Regions from separate parts of the Homo sapiens genome. Here regions 2, 3 and 4 are each linked to region 1. A link is a loop called in an ENCODE intact Hi-C map of the cell type or tissue named here. Cell type or tissue: mammary epithelial cell. All regions are shown on one strand.

Evidence for each region. Hi-C counts contacts between places; a loop is a spot of excess contacts. Peaks named below come from ENCODE experiments on the same cell type or tissue, not always from the same donor. Only the 100,000 strongest peaks of a DNase experiment are listed, where the experiment ranks them.
Region 2: a loop joins it to region 1, with 5 times the contacts of the local background. A loop is called at or near these places in 9 of 110 quality-filtered maps.
Region 3: a loop joins it to region 1, with 6 times the contacts of the local background. A loop is called at or near these places in 80 of 110 quality-filtered maps.
Region 4: a loop joins it to region 1, with 4 times the contacts of the local background. A loop is called at or near these places in 4 of 110 quality-filtered maps.

Annotation. Positions count from the first base shown.
Region 1 is chr19:17,078,682-17,082,681 of GRCh38, forward strand. The region is part of intron 1 of MYO9B (myosin IXB); the gene reads left to right. Among named protein-coding and RNA genes, the nearest start is that of MYO9B, 4.9 kb to the left of the region's middle. RefSeq lists a silencer at 966-1,065 and enhancers at 1,078-1,615, 3,152-3,701. In mammary epithelial cell, a CTCF peak has its summit at 1,566; a DNase peak (open chromatin) is centred at 1,460; H3K4me3 peaks cover 718 bases; H3K27ac peaks cover 2,204 bases.
Region 2 is chr19:17,383,794-17,387,793 of GRCh38, forward strand. CCDC194 (coiled-coil domain containing 194) reads right to left here. Exons shown (of 4, transcript NM_001395222.1): 4 at 3,403-4,000. Among named protein-coding and RNA genes, the nearest start is that of CCDC194, 8.4 kb to the right of the region's middle. In mammary epithelial cell, CTCF peaks have their summits at 423 (motif pointing right) and 2,377 (motif pointing left); no DNase peak of the experiment used is centred here.
Region 3 is chr19:17,133,759-17,137,758 of GRCh38, forward strand. The region is part of intron 2 of MYO9B (myosin IXB); the gene reads left to right. Among named protein-coding and RNA genes, the nearest start is that of SNORA118, 44 kb to the left of the region's middle. RefSeq lists enhancers at 624-1,233, 1,234-1,842, 1,843-2,452. In mammary epithelial cell, no CTCF peak of the experiment used is centred here; a DNase peak (open chromatin) is centred at 1,903; H3K4me3 peaks cover 495 bases; H3K27ac peaks cover 1,662 bases.
Region 4 is chr19:17,170,398-17,174,397 of GRCh38, forward strand. MYO9B (myosin IXB) reads left to right here. Exons shown (of 40, transcript NM_004145.4): 12 at 1,939-2,080; 13 at 2,362-2,566. Among named protein-coding and RNA genes, the nearest start is that of USE1, 43 kb to the right of the region's middle. In mammary epithelial cell, no CTCF peak of the experiment used is centred here; no DNase peak of the experiment used is centred here.

The DNA of each region.
Region 1 (4,000 bases):
GGAAGTAGTGGCTGGCCCCAGGTCAAACCTGGAAAGATACCACGTGTTAAACCACTCCGGGTGGAAGGGATTGCACAAGCAGATACCTTTGAAGCCCGGCCTGTACAGGGCATCCCAGCTCTCTCATTCTGCCAACCGGCAGTGCGAGGGTCCTTGTTCTTATCTTCCTGATACAGAAACAGGCCCAGGCAGGTGATGACTTCAGAGATGGTTCCTTGAGCTTTCTAGAAACATGCAGGATCCTTAGTAACCTTTAACTGGGGAAACCCAAATCTCCAGGGCCGTTTCTCACCCGCATCACCATTGACAGTTGGGGCTGTGCACTGTAGAATGTGGAATAGTGTCCCTGGCTGTCACCCATGAGATGCCAGTAGTATTCCATCCCCTCCAAGGGGTAACAACTGAAAATGACTCCAGCCATGGCCACGTGTCCCCTGGGGGCAGAATCACCTCCCCCGCCAGGTGAAATGTGATGCTCATTAGTAAAACCTGGTTCCCCTCTAGGGCCCATCATTGCCTTGGTGGGTCCTTGGTGTTTGTGGAGCCCCTGAGGAACTGCCACTAAGAGTGGGAACAGGGGCAGAGACCAGGAACTGAATCCTGCCATCCAGTCAGTTCTTAATCAGGAGGGAGCGGGTCTTGATAAAAAGGAGGAACCGTTAGGAACGGACTGTGGGAGGGTAGGCAACGTGCCCGAGGGTGGACAGCGGGTGCCCTTGTCTTTTCTTTGTCTTGTGACTGACCTGGATTTCTGGAGGAACTGTCCTCGTCTTAGAATGATCTGTTGCTTTTCTTCTGAGATTAGAGGTATTAGATTCTCTCCCAAGAGCTACTTTGGAGGTTGCCCCGGATAAACGTCGCTTTTGTAAGCTGCATTATCTCTTCCATGGGCCCTTTCGCCCGCCCGTTCCCAAGCACATACTGCTGAATTTTTGTTCTTGGTCCATCTTGCTGTCCCCTTCCCTGCTTGGCCCCCTCCTTGACCGTGACTTTGCTGCTTTACCTTGATTGGAGGAGACGCTCTGGGGCCACGGGACTGACGGTCCCTTCTGGGTGCTGCCCCCACACCCCACCCACCAGCCCTTTGTGTGCCCGGCATCCCCAGCCCAGCTGTGCCAGGCTGCCCCTGCTCGGCCGGCCATTCAGACGGCCCCAGGCGGCCTCTCGGCAAAGCAAGACAAGCCCTTCTCTTCTGCCCTCGTGGTCCCTGGAGTGGCAGAACAAAGGGCTCTGTCTCCACACCAGCCCACCGCCGCAGCCCAGAGCCCCGTTCCCTTTCAATTTCTATCGTGGCTGGGAAAGAGCCTCAGAGATTAGGCATGTTTCAGAAATGCAGCTGACGAGTTTGGGTTCTACTCATTTCCTCAGCGAGACTTTCTGAGCCCGAGCCCGATGATAAATAAAGTAGTGATTCAAGGGTTCAGCCCATGGGTTCGTCGGAGTGATGAATAAGATATCCTTGTCTGACTCACTTGTTTAAAACCCATCTCTGCCCTGCTGCACAGGGCTGTATGTGCAAGAGAAGGAGCCCCGCTAGGGGTGTTTCATGACTGTTGTTGCTGGGTGCCTGAGTTTGCTAGGGCTGCTGTAACAGAACCGCACGCTGGGTGGCCAGAACGACAGAAGTATATTGGCTTGCAGTTCTAGAGGCCAGACGTTTAAGATCACATTCAAGATCAAGGTGTTGGCAGGGTTCGTGCCTTCGGAGGGCTGTGAGAATCTGTTCCACGCCTCTCTCTGTTGGCTCATACATAGCCGTCTTCCCCTGGGTCTTCACATCGTCCTCCCTCTGTGCCTGTCTCTGTGTCCAAATTTCCTCTTATGAGGACAGCAGTCATATGGAAGGGGGCCCACCCTAATGACATCATTTTAACTGAATCATCCCCATAAAGACCCTGTCTCTAGGCGAGGCTTGGTGGCACACGCCTGTAATCTCAGCCCTTTGGGAGGCTGAGGCAGGAGGATCACTTGAGGCCAGGAGTTTAAGACCAGCCTGGACAACATAGCAAGATCCCATCTCTACAAAAAAATACTAAAATTAGCTAGACATGATGGTGAATGCCTGTGGTCCCAGCACTTTAAGAAGCTGAGACAGACAGATCGCTTGAGCCTGGGAGTTTGAGGCTACAGTGAGCTATGATCATGGCACTGCATTCCAGCCTGGGTGACAGAACGACACCCCCATCTCTTAAAAAAAAAAAAAATCCCAAATATACTCATACTCTGAAGTTCTGAGGTTTAGGATTTCAATATGTGAATATTTCTTTGTGGAGGGGAGTGGTGGACACAGCTCAGCCCATAATACTGAGAAAAGGACAAATTCAAATTACATTTTTATTTATTTGTTTATTTATTTTGGGGGCGGGGGCAGAGTCTCACTCTGTCACCCAGGCTGGGGTGCAGTGACGCGATCTCAGCTCACTGCAACCTCTGTCTCCCAGGTTCAAGTGATTCTCCTGCCTCAGCCTCCCGAGTAGCTGGGACTACAGGCGTGCGCCACCACGCCCAGCTACTTTTTGTATTTTTAGTAGAGATGGGCTTTCATTGTGTTGACCAGGCTGGTCTTAAACTCCTGACATCAGGTGATCAGCCCGCTCGGACTCCCAAAGTGCTGGGATAACAGATGTGAGCCACCGTGCCCGGCCTCAACTTACATTTTTAGATAATATAGGAACCTGGAGGGAAATGATCGTGTCAATAGAGAATAGGTCCATTTTGTCTCTTCTCACTCCTTTAAATAAACACTTTAAGGGTGAGCAGGTTGGTTGGCCACATCAATTTTGGACGCTCCCTGTTTTCCAGATCTCACACTCATACATTCAGGGGTGACTAAAGAGAGGTGAGAGGCCTGGTGCAGTGGCTTACGCCTGTAATCCCAGCACTTTGGGAGGCCGAGGTGGGAGGATCACCTAAGGTCAGGAGTTTGAGACCAGCCTGGCCAACATGATGAAACCCAGTCTCTACTAAAAATACAAAAATTAGCTGGGTGTAGTGGCACACACCTGTAATCCCAGCTGCTTGGGTGGCTGAGGCAGAAGAATTGCTTGAACCCAGGAGGCAGAGGTTGCAGTGAGCCGTGATCTTGTGCCACTGCACTCCAGCCTGGGCAAGAGAGTAAGATCCCATCTCAAAAAAAAAAAAAAAAAAAAGAGGCGAGGACCCAGCCCAGGGCGGAGTGGGTCCCATGGGATTTTACAGGGGATGTGTTGAGGGCCAGGTCCACAAGGCTGCGTGTGCCTGGTGGGGAAGCAGGATGAAGTTTACAAACAGGGCATGGGGCGGGGGTATATCTCTGTTCTCAGTATTGCCAGGGTCAGGGGCAAGGAATATCCAAAAGTAACTACACTCTTGGACCCAAGTGACCTTAGGACCAACTGCTGTCACAAGTGATTGAACAAAAGAAGTTTCTGGAAGGTCTTAAAATCCTTCAGCAAAAAGGAAGTATTGGCTGGGAGCCAGGCTCAGAGCTGGCCCTTGGGGAGACTGAGGAGAACAGAAATAGCCCTCGCCTCTGTTCAGATGTTCAGCCAGGAGTCACGAGCATGGAAGTCAAATTAACAGCCCAGTGGGGTCTGTGAAGGTGCCGGCAGCAGGCGAGCCTGTGACGGGAGCCTGCCTGGCCTGGGGACTCGCTTATGGGGGAAGTGGGAGACCTGAGAGCTTCCCCAGTCAGCCGTGCCCTGGGTCTTCTGCCTGCGAGGTGGGCACCGCTGCTTCCTCACGAGTGAAGTCACAGCAGCACAGCAGCAGTGGGAGGCTCAAGGCTTTGCTGTGGATCTTCCTGGGCTCACTGCTCAGAGCATCTCCACGAGGAGGCGTCTGCCACCTCCTGCATCCCATTCCAGGGCAGACGAGATCGGGGGCAGGAGGGTGACATTTGAGATTTTGATTCCCAGGGTATGGGTACTCACGTGGGGCTTTAATTTCCTGGTGAATGTGCCATGGGGGGCAAGGGGTAGCTTGCCCACTGCTTGGGAAGACCCCTGGGGTCCTTGTCTTG
Region 2 (4,000 bases), 310 kb after region 1:
TACTAAAAATACAAAACTAGCCAAGTGTCCTGGCGCATGCCTGTAATCCCAGCACTGGGGAGGCTGAGGCAGAAGAATCGCTTAAACCCGGGAGGTGGAGGTTGCAGTGAGCTGAGACTGCGCCATTGCACTCCAGCCTGGGCAACAACAGTGAAACTCGGTGTCATAAATAAATAAATAAATAAAAAGAAAAACAGGGACCTACTTCCTTGCCTGTGACTGGAGGGCTGGAAAGGTCAGGTTGCAACTAGCCCATGTCCCCTCCTGCCAAGGCCACTGTGGGCTTTCCATTTTTGTCCCCTACCCCTGTCCCTCCAGCTATGGGAGGGGAGGTCCAGTGTGGCCACGGATAGGGATTACCCAGGATGGTGCCCTGGAGACAGGGGTAGACAGACAGAGATAACCAGAGACAGAAAGACACTTAAAGAGATGACCAGCAGAGGGCGGGTGCTGTTGCTCACGCCTGTAATCCCAGCACTTTGGGAGGCCGATGCAGGTGAATCACCTGAGGTCAGGAGTTCGAAACCAGCCTGGCCCAACATGGTGAAACCCTGTCTCCACTAAAAATAAAAATATTGGCCAGGCGCAGTGGCTCACACCTGTAATCCCAGCACTTGGAGGCCGAGGCGGGCGGATCATGAGGTCAGGAGTTCAAGACCAGCCTGGCCAACATGGCGAAACCCCATCTCTACTAAAAAAAATACAAAAATTAGCTAGGTGTGGTGGCACGTGCCTGTAATCCCTTGGGAGTCTACTTGGGAGGCTGAGGCAGGAGAATCACTTGAACCCAGGAGGCGGAGGTTGCAGTGAGCCGAGACCACGCCACTGCACTCCAGCCTGGCGACAGAGCGAGACTCCGTCTCAAAAAAAAAAAAAAAAAAAATTAGCCCAGTGTAGTGGCACGTGCCTGTAATTCCAGCTACTTGGGAAGGTGAGGCAGGAGAATCATTTGAACCAGGGAGGTGGAGGTTGCCGTGAGCCGAGATCACGCCACTGCACTCCAGCCTGGGGAACAGAGCAAGATTCCGTCTCAAAAAAAAAAAAAAAAAAAAAAAAGGCTGGGTGCGGTGGCTCAGGCCCATAATCCCAACACTTTGGGAGGCCAAGGCAGGTGGATCACCTGAGGTCAGGGGTTCAAGACCAGCCTGGCCAACATGGTGAAATCCTGTCTCTACTAAAAAAAAAAAAAAAAAAAAAAAAATTTGCTGGCTGTGGTTATGCGCACCTGTAATCCCAGCTACTCAGGAGGCTGAGGCAGGAGAATCACTTAAACTGAGGGGGCGGAGGTTGCAGTGAGCCAAAATCGCACCATTGCACTCTAGCCTAGGCAAAAAGAGCGAAACTCCATCTCAAAAAAAAAAGAAAGAAAGAGAGAGATGATCAACAGAGACCAAGAGGGATCATTAGACAGGTGGAGGCAGGGAGACAGAACAAGGACAGCTCAGTGGCTGGCTCTGTAGGGTGGGAGGCAGGTCTCACTGAGAAGTGCTGTTTGCCTCTCTGGGCATCCAGGGAGCCTCAGTGCAGACCAAGTTCTCAGCCTACCCTCCTCAAGTCACCTCGAATACTCACCGACTCTTGTCTTATGACTTCCCTGGGGTTCAAAGCCTCCAGCCTCAAATTCCCCGCTTCCCAAAATTCTTTGACACTAGTTCTGCCTGTGCCCCTCCTACTTACACATCTGCCATGGCTCCCTATCACCCTCCATCCCCAGAACTGATTTTTTTTTTTTTTGGAGACGGAGTCTCGCTCTGTCGCTCAGGCTGGAGTGCAGTGGCGCGATCTCGGCTCACTGCAACCTCTGCTTCCCGGGTTCAAGCAATTCTCCTGCCTCAGCCTCCGGAATAGCTGGGTTTACAGATGCCCATGACCACACCCAGCTATTTTTTTGTATTTTTAGTAGAGATGGGGTTTCACCATGTTGGCCGGGCTGGTCTCGAACTCCTGATCCCAAGTGATCAGTGCGCCTTGGCCTCCCAAAGTGTTGGGATTACAGGAGTGAGCCACCACGGCTGGCTCAGAACTGATGTTCAGTGGTCCCTCGGGTATGGTCAAGATGGAGCCAGCAGTGGAAATAAATGCATAATGGTGACAATGACTTAGTTCCCATGGACAGCCCTGTGCCCTGCCCTTTACACGGGCCAGTTCTTGGACCACACAGCGCCGTGGTGAGGGGGTCTTGCGTCCCTGGGGTCCTGGCTGGGGCGAGGCCAGTCTCCAGGCTTCCAGCTCTGGCTGACTCCAGAAGGAGGAACCGTTTCCTGCTGGCTTCTGGATTGACGCCAGGGCCGGGGGAGGTGGTCTCAGACCCACCCTGTCCGACTCTCAAACTCTGGGCCCTCAGGAGGCTGCAACTGGATCTGCTGGCTGGGGCGGCCCCTGGTGGCCGTTGGCGGAACACAACAGCTAGATCTCCCCTTCCCGCAGCCTCATTTTCCCCATAGGCAGAGCCTCCAGATGAGCCCCCTCTCAGGTGAAGGTCCTGATCAGGCACCTACAAACCCCAGGTGGATGGGAGGATCGTGAGCAGGACTGGCTAAAGGGGGTGGTGTCAGAGTTCCAAGAGCTTCCAATCCCCTCTCTACACCGGCCTCTTAGGAATTTTTTAAATTTATTTTTATGTACTTAGTTTTTGAGTAACAGGTCTCACTCTGTCACCCAGACTGGAGTGCAGTGGCTACGATCTCAGCTCACTGCAACCTCCACCTCCAGGGTTCAAGCGATTCTCCTGGCACAGCCTCCCGTGTAGCTGGGACTACAGGTGTGCACCACCACGCCCGGCTAATTGTTATTTGTATTTACTTATTTATTTTTTTGAAATGGAGTCTCGCTCTGTTGCCCAGGCTGGAGTGCAGTGGTGCAATCTGGGCTCACTACAACCTCTGCCTCCCAGATTCAAGCGATTCTCCTGCCTCAGCCTCCCAAGTAGCTGGGATTACAGACGCCCACCACCTCGCCCTGCTAATTTTTGTATTTTTAGTAGAGATGGGGTTTCACCATGTTGGCCAGGCTGGTCTTGAACTCTTGACCTCAGATGATCCACCTGCCTCGGACTCCCAAAGTGCTGGGATTACAGGTGTGAGCCACCGTGCCCAGCCTATTCATTTAGTTTTTGAGACAGGGTCTCACTCTGTCGCCCAGGCTGGAGTGCAATGGAGTGATCTTGGCTTACTGCAACCTCTACCCCCAGGGTTCAAGCGATTCTCCTGCCTCAGCCTCCCAAGTAGCTGGGACTACAGGTGCGCACCACCACGCCTGGCTAATTTTTAAACTTTTTGTAAAGATGGTGGTCTCCTTACATTGCTCAGGCTGTTCTCCAACTCCTGGGCTCAAGTGATCCTCCTGCTTCAGCCTCCCAATGTGCTGGGATTATAGACACGAGCCACCACCACACTCAGCCCAGACATTTTTAAAAACAATTTTTAATTTTTAATTTGTAATAAGTGACACATGTGCATGGTTTTTAAAAATGCAATTTTTACAAAAGGTACATAGAGAAATGTGCAAGTATGTCCCCCACCGATTCCCAGACCCCTGGTTCGCTCCCCAGAGGTGGAGGCTGTGACCAGCATCTCCTTCAGAGATATTTGGATAAAAGTCCCCTCCCCAAGCCCTACACACACACACACACACAAAAACGGGGGCCGGGCACAGCGGCTCAGGCCTGTAATCCCAGCACTTTGGGAGGCCAAGGAGGGTGGATCACCCGAGGTTAGCAATTCGAGACCAGCCTGGCCAACATGGTGAAACCCCGTCTTTACTAAAAAACACAAAAAACTAGCTGAGTCTGGTGATGGGCGCCTGTAATTCCAGTTACTCGAGGCTGAGGCAAGAGAATCGTTTGAACCCGAGAGGCGGAGGTTGCAGTGAGCTGAGACTGCGCCATTGCACTCCAGCCTGGGCAACAAAAGCAAGACTCTATCTCAAAAAGAAAAAAAAAGAAAGAAAGAAAGAAAGTACACAACTTATCAATCTCCTGCTTTTCACATTAACATATCTT
Region 3 (4,000 bases), 55 kb after region 1:
TCCTACTTCTTTTTTTTCTGAGGCGGAGGTCTCGCTCTGTCACCCAGGCTGGAGTGCAGTGGCACCATCTCGGCTCACTGCAAGCTCCGCCTCCCAGGTTCACACCATTCTCCTGCCTCAGCCTCCCGAGTAGCTGAGACTATAGGCACCCGCCACCACGCCCGGCTAATTTTTTTGTATTTTTAGTAGAGACGGGGTTTCACCGTGTTAGCCAGGATGATCTCGATCTCCTGACCTCATGATCTGCCCGCCTCGGCCTCCCAAAGTGCTGGGATTACAGGCGTGAGCCACCATGCCTGGCCTGCTTTCTACTTCTGTGAGTTTTTTTTTGGACTGGGGGTACATGTGTAGTTTGTTACAGGGATATATTGGGTAATGGTTAGGGTTGGGCTTCTAAAATACCCATCACTCAAATAGTGAACACTGTATCCAATAGGTAACTTTTCAACCCTCACTCCCTTCCTCCCCTTTCCCACTATGAGTTCAACTTTTAAAAATTCTACACGAGTGAGATCATGCAGTATTTGCCTTTCTGTGCCTGGCTTATTAACATAGTATCCCTCAGCTTCATCCATGTTGTTGCAAATGACAGGATCTCTTTGTTTTTTTTTTCGTTTTGTTTGTTTTTTTTTTTTTTTTTTTTTTTTTTTTGAGACAGACTCTCGCTCTGTCACCCAGGCCAGAGTGCAGTGGTGCGATCTCAGCTCAGTGCAACCTCTGCCTCTCGGTTTCAAGCGATTTTCGTGTCTCAGCCTCCCCTGTAGCTGGGATTATAGGAGCCCACCAACATGCCCAGCTGATTTTTCTGTTCTAGTAGAGATGAGATTTTACCACGTTAACCAGGTTGGTGTCGAACTGACCTCAAGTGATCTGCCCACCTTGGCCTCCCAAAGTGCTGGAATTACAGGTGTGAGCCACCATGCTCAGCCAGGATCTCCTTTTTTATGGCCAAATACTATTCCATAGTGTATATAAACCACAGTTTCTTTATCCATTCATCTGTGGGGTTTTTTGTTTTTTTTCGAGACGGAGTCTTGCTTTGTTGCTCAGGTCGGAGTGCAGTAGCACGATCTCGGCTCACTGCAACCTCCACCTCCTGGGTTCAGACGATTCTCCTGCCTCAGCCTCCCAGGTAGTTGGGATTACAGGCATGCACCACCACACCCGGCTAATTTTTGTATTTTTAGTAGAGACGGGGTTTCGCCATGTTGGCCAGGCTGGTCTCGAACTCCTGACCTCAAGTGATCTGCCCACCCCGGCCTCCCAAAGTGCTAGGATTACAGGAGTGAGCCACTGAACCCAGCCTATTCATTCATCTGTTGATGCACACGTCTTGGCTATTGTGATTAGTGCTGAAATGAACGTGAGAATGCAAGCATTTCTTCCACGTACTGATGTCATTTCCTTTGGATATATACCCAGAAGTGGGATTGCTAGACCTAGTGAGATAATAATTTTTTTCCAAAGTTTACAACTTATATTAGAAACATGTTTTTTATATTATAAAAGAAAAAAAAATGTGTTTCTGTTAAAGGAGAGGCGTTTTTTGGTTTTGAGTGAGTCCAGCGCTGTGGGTTTTATAGCCTGGGGGGACCATGGCATCCGCCTTCCCGGTGCGTGTGCCAGATTATATCGCATAGTTGTTGACACCGGGGTCCCACTTCCTCCCTTCTGTCCACCCTGGACCCCACATGATACTCCAGGCACACCAGCCACCCTTGTGCTTTGAGACCGTGCGAGCCCCCGGCCAGCCCAGCCAAGCAGCAACACAATAGCACCCCTCGCTGCGAGCGCTGGGCCGCACTTCCCCCTCGGATGTATAATAGCACCAACCGGATATTTTTAGATGGGCTTTGAAAAGTCGCAGTGTGCTGAGACCGCATACCAGACGCGTGAGGTCACCGGGCCTGGGAGCAGCCTCTATGCATGGATAATTGGTGCACGGGGTAATCGGGTAATCGCAGAACCAGAAAGCCAGCCCTTGGGCAGCCATGGTGGTGGGAGGGGCCCCTCATATCCCAAGGCGTTCCCTGTGTTACGTTCCCAAGACACCAGGCCTGGCTGTGATATTAGAAGTCACTGCAGAGACTTGTCCCCTGGGTTTAAAGTGAGCACTGTGGCTCTTTAAGGTACAAATGTACATTTCTGGGGCACCTCTGCCACAGACCAGGCTTTACACCAAGGTACTACGGGGACCCTGACTCAGAGAGAGACCCGTTTCCTGCTGCAGACACCCCAGGGCCACCAACAGGACTGTCCCCCCCACCCCACCCCTGAGGACAGGCATCCCTTTGCCATCTGCTCATAGTTAAGCAGGGAAGCTTTCTGAGCCCCTTCCTGGGACGTTATTTTAGGGTTTCCCTGACAGATCTCTTTGAATTGAGGGTGACTGGGGAGGAGAGTCTGGTCGTGGGACCACATAGGTGAGGCTGGGCTTCGTGCTGTCAGGCAGGGAGCAAGGAGGAGGGCCTAGGCCCAGGCACCGGGCCCCAGGCTGAAGCTGATTTCCTGCGTGAGCTCCAGACTATGGCCCTGCAGGGTCCCGTGAGCATCCAAGGAGACGAGTCAGTGCCTCGAGACTGGGGGTTTCACTCCAAATAACAACAAAAAACAGTTCTCCAGCTACCCTCTGGAGAGCTGGAAATGAAACCTAGAAAGACCGCAGGGACCCCTCAGCACCTAGAATGCAGCACATATGGGAACCTATGGAAGGGACAAAGGGACCAGTGAGCCCCGACTACCCAGCCCTGCAACCCCTTTTATTTCTGTCTGTGTACATCAATGCTCCGCAGCCGGGGTGATTTGCCGATCTCTGGGGACATTCTTTGGTTATCCCAGATGGCATCGGGTAGGTGGAGGCCAGGGACGCTGTTCAACACCGTGTAGTGCACAGGACGCCCCCATCACACAGGATGGTTCACCCTCAAAAAGTCCCATAGGCACCCAGGAAAGTCAACTTCACCAGCAGAGCCCTTGGTGGTTCCCGCCCACCGACCAGCCCCCTGGGTTTCATCAGACCCTCCAGAGACTGTTTCAAAGTTCAACAGGTCAGACCGGGCCCAGTGGCTCACACCTGTAATCTCAGCACTTTGGGAGGCTGAGATGGAAGGATTGCTTGAGTCCAGGAGCCCCAGACCAACCTGGGTAACACAGTAAGATTCGTGTCGACAAAAATAATTTTTAAAATTAGGCCAGGCACAGAGGCTCACGCCTGTAATCCCAGCACTTTGGGAAGCCGAGGCGGGCAGATCACCTGAGGTCAGAAGTTCAAGACCAGCCTGACCAACATGGAGAAACCCCGTCTCTACTTAAAATACAAAATTAGCCGGGGTGATGGCGCGTGCCTATAATCCCAGCTACTCGGGAGGCTGAGGCAGGAGAATTGCTTGAACCCAGGAGGCAGAAGTTGCAGTGAGCCAAGATTGTGCCATTGCACTCCAGCCTGGGCAACAAGAGCAAACTGTCTCAAAAAAAAAAAAAAAAAAGCCAGGTGCGGTGATACATACCTGTGGTCTCAGCTCCTTAAGAGACAGAAATGGGAGGATCGCCTGAGCCTGGGGGTTGAGGTTGAGGCTGCAGTGAGCTATGGTCGCACCACTTAAACTCCAGTCTGGGCGACAGAGTGAGACCCTGTCTCCCTGTCTCAAACAACAACAACAACAACAAGAGGTGAGCAAGGCTCATGTGGTGACCCAGTCCGCCCCCACCAAAAGCACCCGGCTACTTCCCAGACCCCCTTCTCTGTAGAGGACCAGGTCATCTCTCTCTGGGGCCCCCTCCTTATCACCTTCCTGCTTGGCTCCGTGCCCCATGATCTTGAGCTCCTCCCTGTTTCCTTGTCCCATGACCCAAACAGCCAGCTCCTTGAGTAGTGTGACCCGCACATGGGTCCAGCCACAGCAACTGTCCGGGCTTCAAGCTCTGCCCGAGGCTTTGCAGCTGAATGGAGCCTTCTCCAAGGGAGTATCTGGGCCTCCCATGGTCAGATCCTTTTTTTTTA
Region 4 (4,000 bases), 92 kb after region 1:
GGGGCTGGCCAGAGACTCAAATGAATGAGGCACATCCCCTGCCTCAAACCTAGTCCCTGTCCAGGTCAGGGAGACAGACACATCCCTCTGAGGCTGGGGTCCAGGTAGAGAATGTTCAGATAAGAGCATTTGTGCCAGGTGCGGTGGCTCCCACCTGTAATTCCAACACTTTGGGAGGCCGAGGTGGAGGATCATTTGAGACCAGGAGTTAAAGACCAGCCTGGGCACCATAGTGAGACCCCATCTCTACAAAAAAAAAAAAAAAAAAAAAAAAAAACTAGCTGGGCACAGTGGCATGCACCTATAGTCCCAGCTACTCAGGAGGCTGAGGCAGGAGGATCACTTGAGCCCAGAGAGTCAAGGCTACAGTGAGTTGTGATTGTACCATTGCATTCTAGCCTGGGCAACAGAGCAAGACCCCAGCTCTAAAAATTAAAAAAAAAAAAAAAAAAGTAGAGACGGCAGTAGGAGGAGCTACGTCATCACAACCAGGAAACTCCCAGGGTCAGATCAGGGGAAGCCCGTGAGGCAAGGCCTGGCCCAGCAGGCTCGAGTCTCTTTAAAATCTTGCTATTTTTGCTCATCATGGAATTTTTTTTTTCTTTTTGCACATTGATTTAGATTTTCTGAAATACTGTGCTAAAATATTACCTATCTCAATGACTGAGGGTTTTGGGGGACACTCAAGGCAGATGCCTTACACTCCATACCCTCTTTACAGTCCTGGAAATGATATGTTTCATAGCTATAGACTCTCCCCTCCTTGGCCCCGTTAACGCGGAGCCCCCGATGTTGGGATCTGGGCATGCGTTCCGCTGCCTGTATTTTCAAAAGTGGGGCCGGGCTCAGGCAGCATTTGCCAAACCAACAACATCATTTCCCTCCTGGGAGGCAGACTCAGTCAGGTACAAGGAGTCCCTTATTCTGCCCCCACAATCTCCCCCTCCCCGGAGCACAACAGAGCCCTGCTTCATCCTCCTCTCCTAGCCTCTTCTTCCAACTGTGGAGCAGGAGAAGGACCCCCTGTCCAAGGTATGGCATTGAGGTACAAATGGCTCCAAGACCAGAAGTCACCCAGGCCCAGGATTATTCTTAGGAGCTGCCTACGATGGGTAACAGATCCAGACCTCCCAGGGGACAGACTTTGCAGACGCCACCAAGCCTGGTCAGCGACCTCTCTCCAAGCCCCCTAGAAAACAGCCATGTGGGGTCGAAGAGAGTGAGCCACCCAGACTCAGGCACTGGGCTACTCAATGTTAATTCTGCAGCCCTGGCTGGGCGCGGTGGCTCACGCCTATAATCCTAGTCGTTTGGGAGGCTGAGGCAGGAGGATCACTTGAGGCCAGGAGTTCAAGACCAGCCTGGGTAACATAGCAAGTCCCCTTCTCTTAAGAAAAAGAAAAACATTGTACTATAGTCCCAGCTACTCAGGAAGCTGAGGCAGGAAGATCCCTTGAGCCCAGGAGGTCAAGGCCACAGTGAGCTGTGATCGTACCACTACACTATAGCCTGGGCAACAGAGTGAGACCCTGTCTCCAAAGAAACAAATATTTTTCTGTTTTAAAAATCCTGAAGCCTTGAGAGCGTCACTTCACCCTCAGCCTCCTTGTACCAGGCTGCAGCTATGCCAGCTGACGCAGAGAGCAGAGTCCCAGCCCTCCACCAGCGTGTTCAGCATGAGGCAGGCAGGCACACCCAGATAGCAGCGTCCCAGCCCTCTGCCAGCATGTTCGGCATGAGGCAGGCAGGCGCACTGTCATTCCTTCCTTTCTTCACTCCTTCACCCACCCCTCTGTGCACAGAGCCCTGTGCCACTTCACTGCTCTGCCCACCCCATGCACCCACCCACCTCGTGCACCAGGGGTCTGCAAGATAAAATACACAGCAGGTAAATCAGCCGCTGTTCATGCCTGCAAAGGTTCCATGTTCTGTTCCCAGCTTCCCCCACGCCACGAGCCAGACCCTGCTGGCCAAGTTCAAACAGCAACATGAGGACAATAAGTACTTCCTGGGCACCCCGGTCATGGAGCCAGCTTTCATCATCCAGCACTTCGCAGGGAAGGTGAAATATCAGATCAAGGTAGGTGTCTGCCCATCACCACTGGTGGAAGCCTGAGGGAAGCCACAGTCAGCCCAGAAGCCCATGTGGGAGGATCCTCCTGTGGGCGAGGTTCCAGGGTGCTCAGAACCCACCGCGAATCCCCGGCTCCAATGTCCAAGGCGCCATAGTTCAAGAACTGCCATTTGCACTTAGGATGGGCCCCACCCCACCGTCAGCCCTTCCTGCGCCAGCCCGGGGTCTTTGGTAGGCGCCGGTGAGTGACTATCCCCGAGTGACCGCCCACATCCATCCCCCACCAGGACTTCCGGGAGAAGAACATGGACTACATGCGGCCAGACATCGTGGCCCTGCTGCGGGGCAGTGACAGCTCCTACGTGCGGGAGCTCATCGGCATGGACCCCGTGGCCGTGTTCCGCTGGGCCGTGCTCCGGGCTGCTATCCGGGCCATGGCAGTGCTTCGGGAGGCCGGACGCCTGCGGGCCGAGAGGGCCGAAAAGGCTGCAGGTGGGAGCTGGGGCGTGAACCCACAAAAGCGTCACTGTCGAGAGGGGGGCACATCCTGAGTTCATCTTAAAGTGAACACTTCAGTGGCATTTAGTACATTCATTATGTTGTGCAAACGCCACCTGTCTACCTGAAGTGTTCCTGTCACCCTGAACAGAAACTCGACCTGCGTGTGTAATTTAACCTCAGGGCATGCTATCAGCAACTCCATCAGGCGTCTCCTTTGCAAATGATGCCCTCTGATCCCACTGGCCCTGGGAGTTTGCTGATTGTGATAATGTAGCTCTTCCTAGTGTTTTGCCTCTTGTTTCTCTCTCTCTGTCTTGCTCTTTTTTTTTTTTTTTTTTTTTAGAGACAGGGTCTCTCTCTCTCTCTCTCTTGCCCAGGCTCTAGTGTAATGACGCAATCTCGGCTCACTGCAACCTCTGCCTCTTGGGTTCAAGCGATTCTCCTGCTTCACCCTCCCAAGTAGCTGGGACTACAGGTTACCGCCACCACATAGGCTAATTTTTGTATTTTTAGTAGAGACGGGGTTTCGCCCTGTTGGCCAGGCTGGTCTCGAACTCCTGACCTCAAGTGATCCGCCCGCCTCTGACTCATGAAATGCTGGGATTGCAGGTGTGAGTCACCATGCCCAGCCCCAGCCTCTTCTCTTAACTGAGCATTCTCTACTGGGAACCCAGCCTCAAAGGGACATTTCTGTTCCCCCGTCCTAGACAGAGATGGTTTGAGGCAGGGGGTGTGCCTGATCCACTCAAGACTTGGGCCAGCCCTATAGAGTTGCTGATAGAAGGATGGCAGAAAGCTATGTCCTCATTTTTCCCAGAGGCAACCTGAGGCCTGCATGGTTGAGTGGCTCACCCAGGTCTAAGGGCTCCAACCTTCCGTCCTCAGCTTCAGTTTCAGTTATCAGCTGTGGCTTCTGTCTCCGGAAGGGGCTTCATGAAAAGGAGGAAGGATAAAGCTTTCCTGAGAAATAGGAAATAGTGCTCTGTTTTGGGGATCCAAAACTTCACAGTTACCCACCCAACTTTGCCCCAAACTTGAGTGATGAGCTGCTTTTTTTTTTTTTTTTTTTTTTTTTTGAGACGGAGTCTTGCTCTGTCGCCCAGGCTGGAGTGCAGTGGCGCGATCTCGGCTACTGCAGGCCCCGCCTCCCGGGTTCACGCCATTCTCCTGCCTCAGCCTCCTAAGTAGCTGCGACTACAGGCACCCGCCACCACGCCTGGCTAATTGTTTTGTATTTTTTAGTAGAGATAGGGTTTCACCATGTTAGCCAGGATGGTCTCGATCTCCTGACCTCACGATCCGTCTGGCTCGGCCTCCCAGAGTGCTGGGATTACAGGCGTGAGCCACCACGCCTGGCCAATGAGCTGCTTTTTAAGATCGGTCTGCCAGGTGCAGTGGCTCAAGCCTGAAATCCCAGCACTTTGG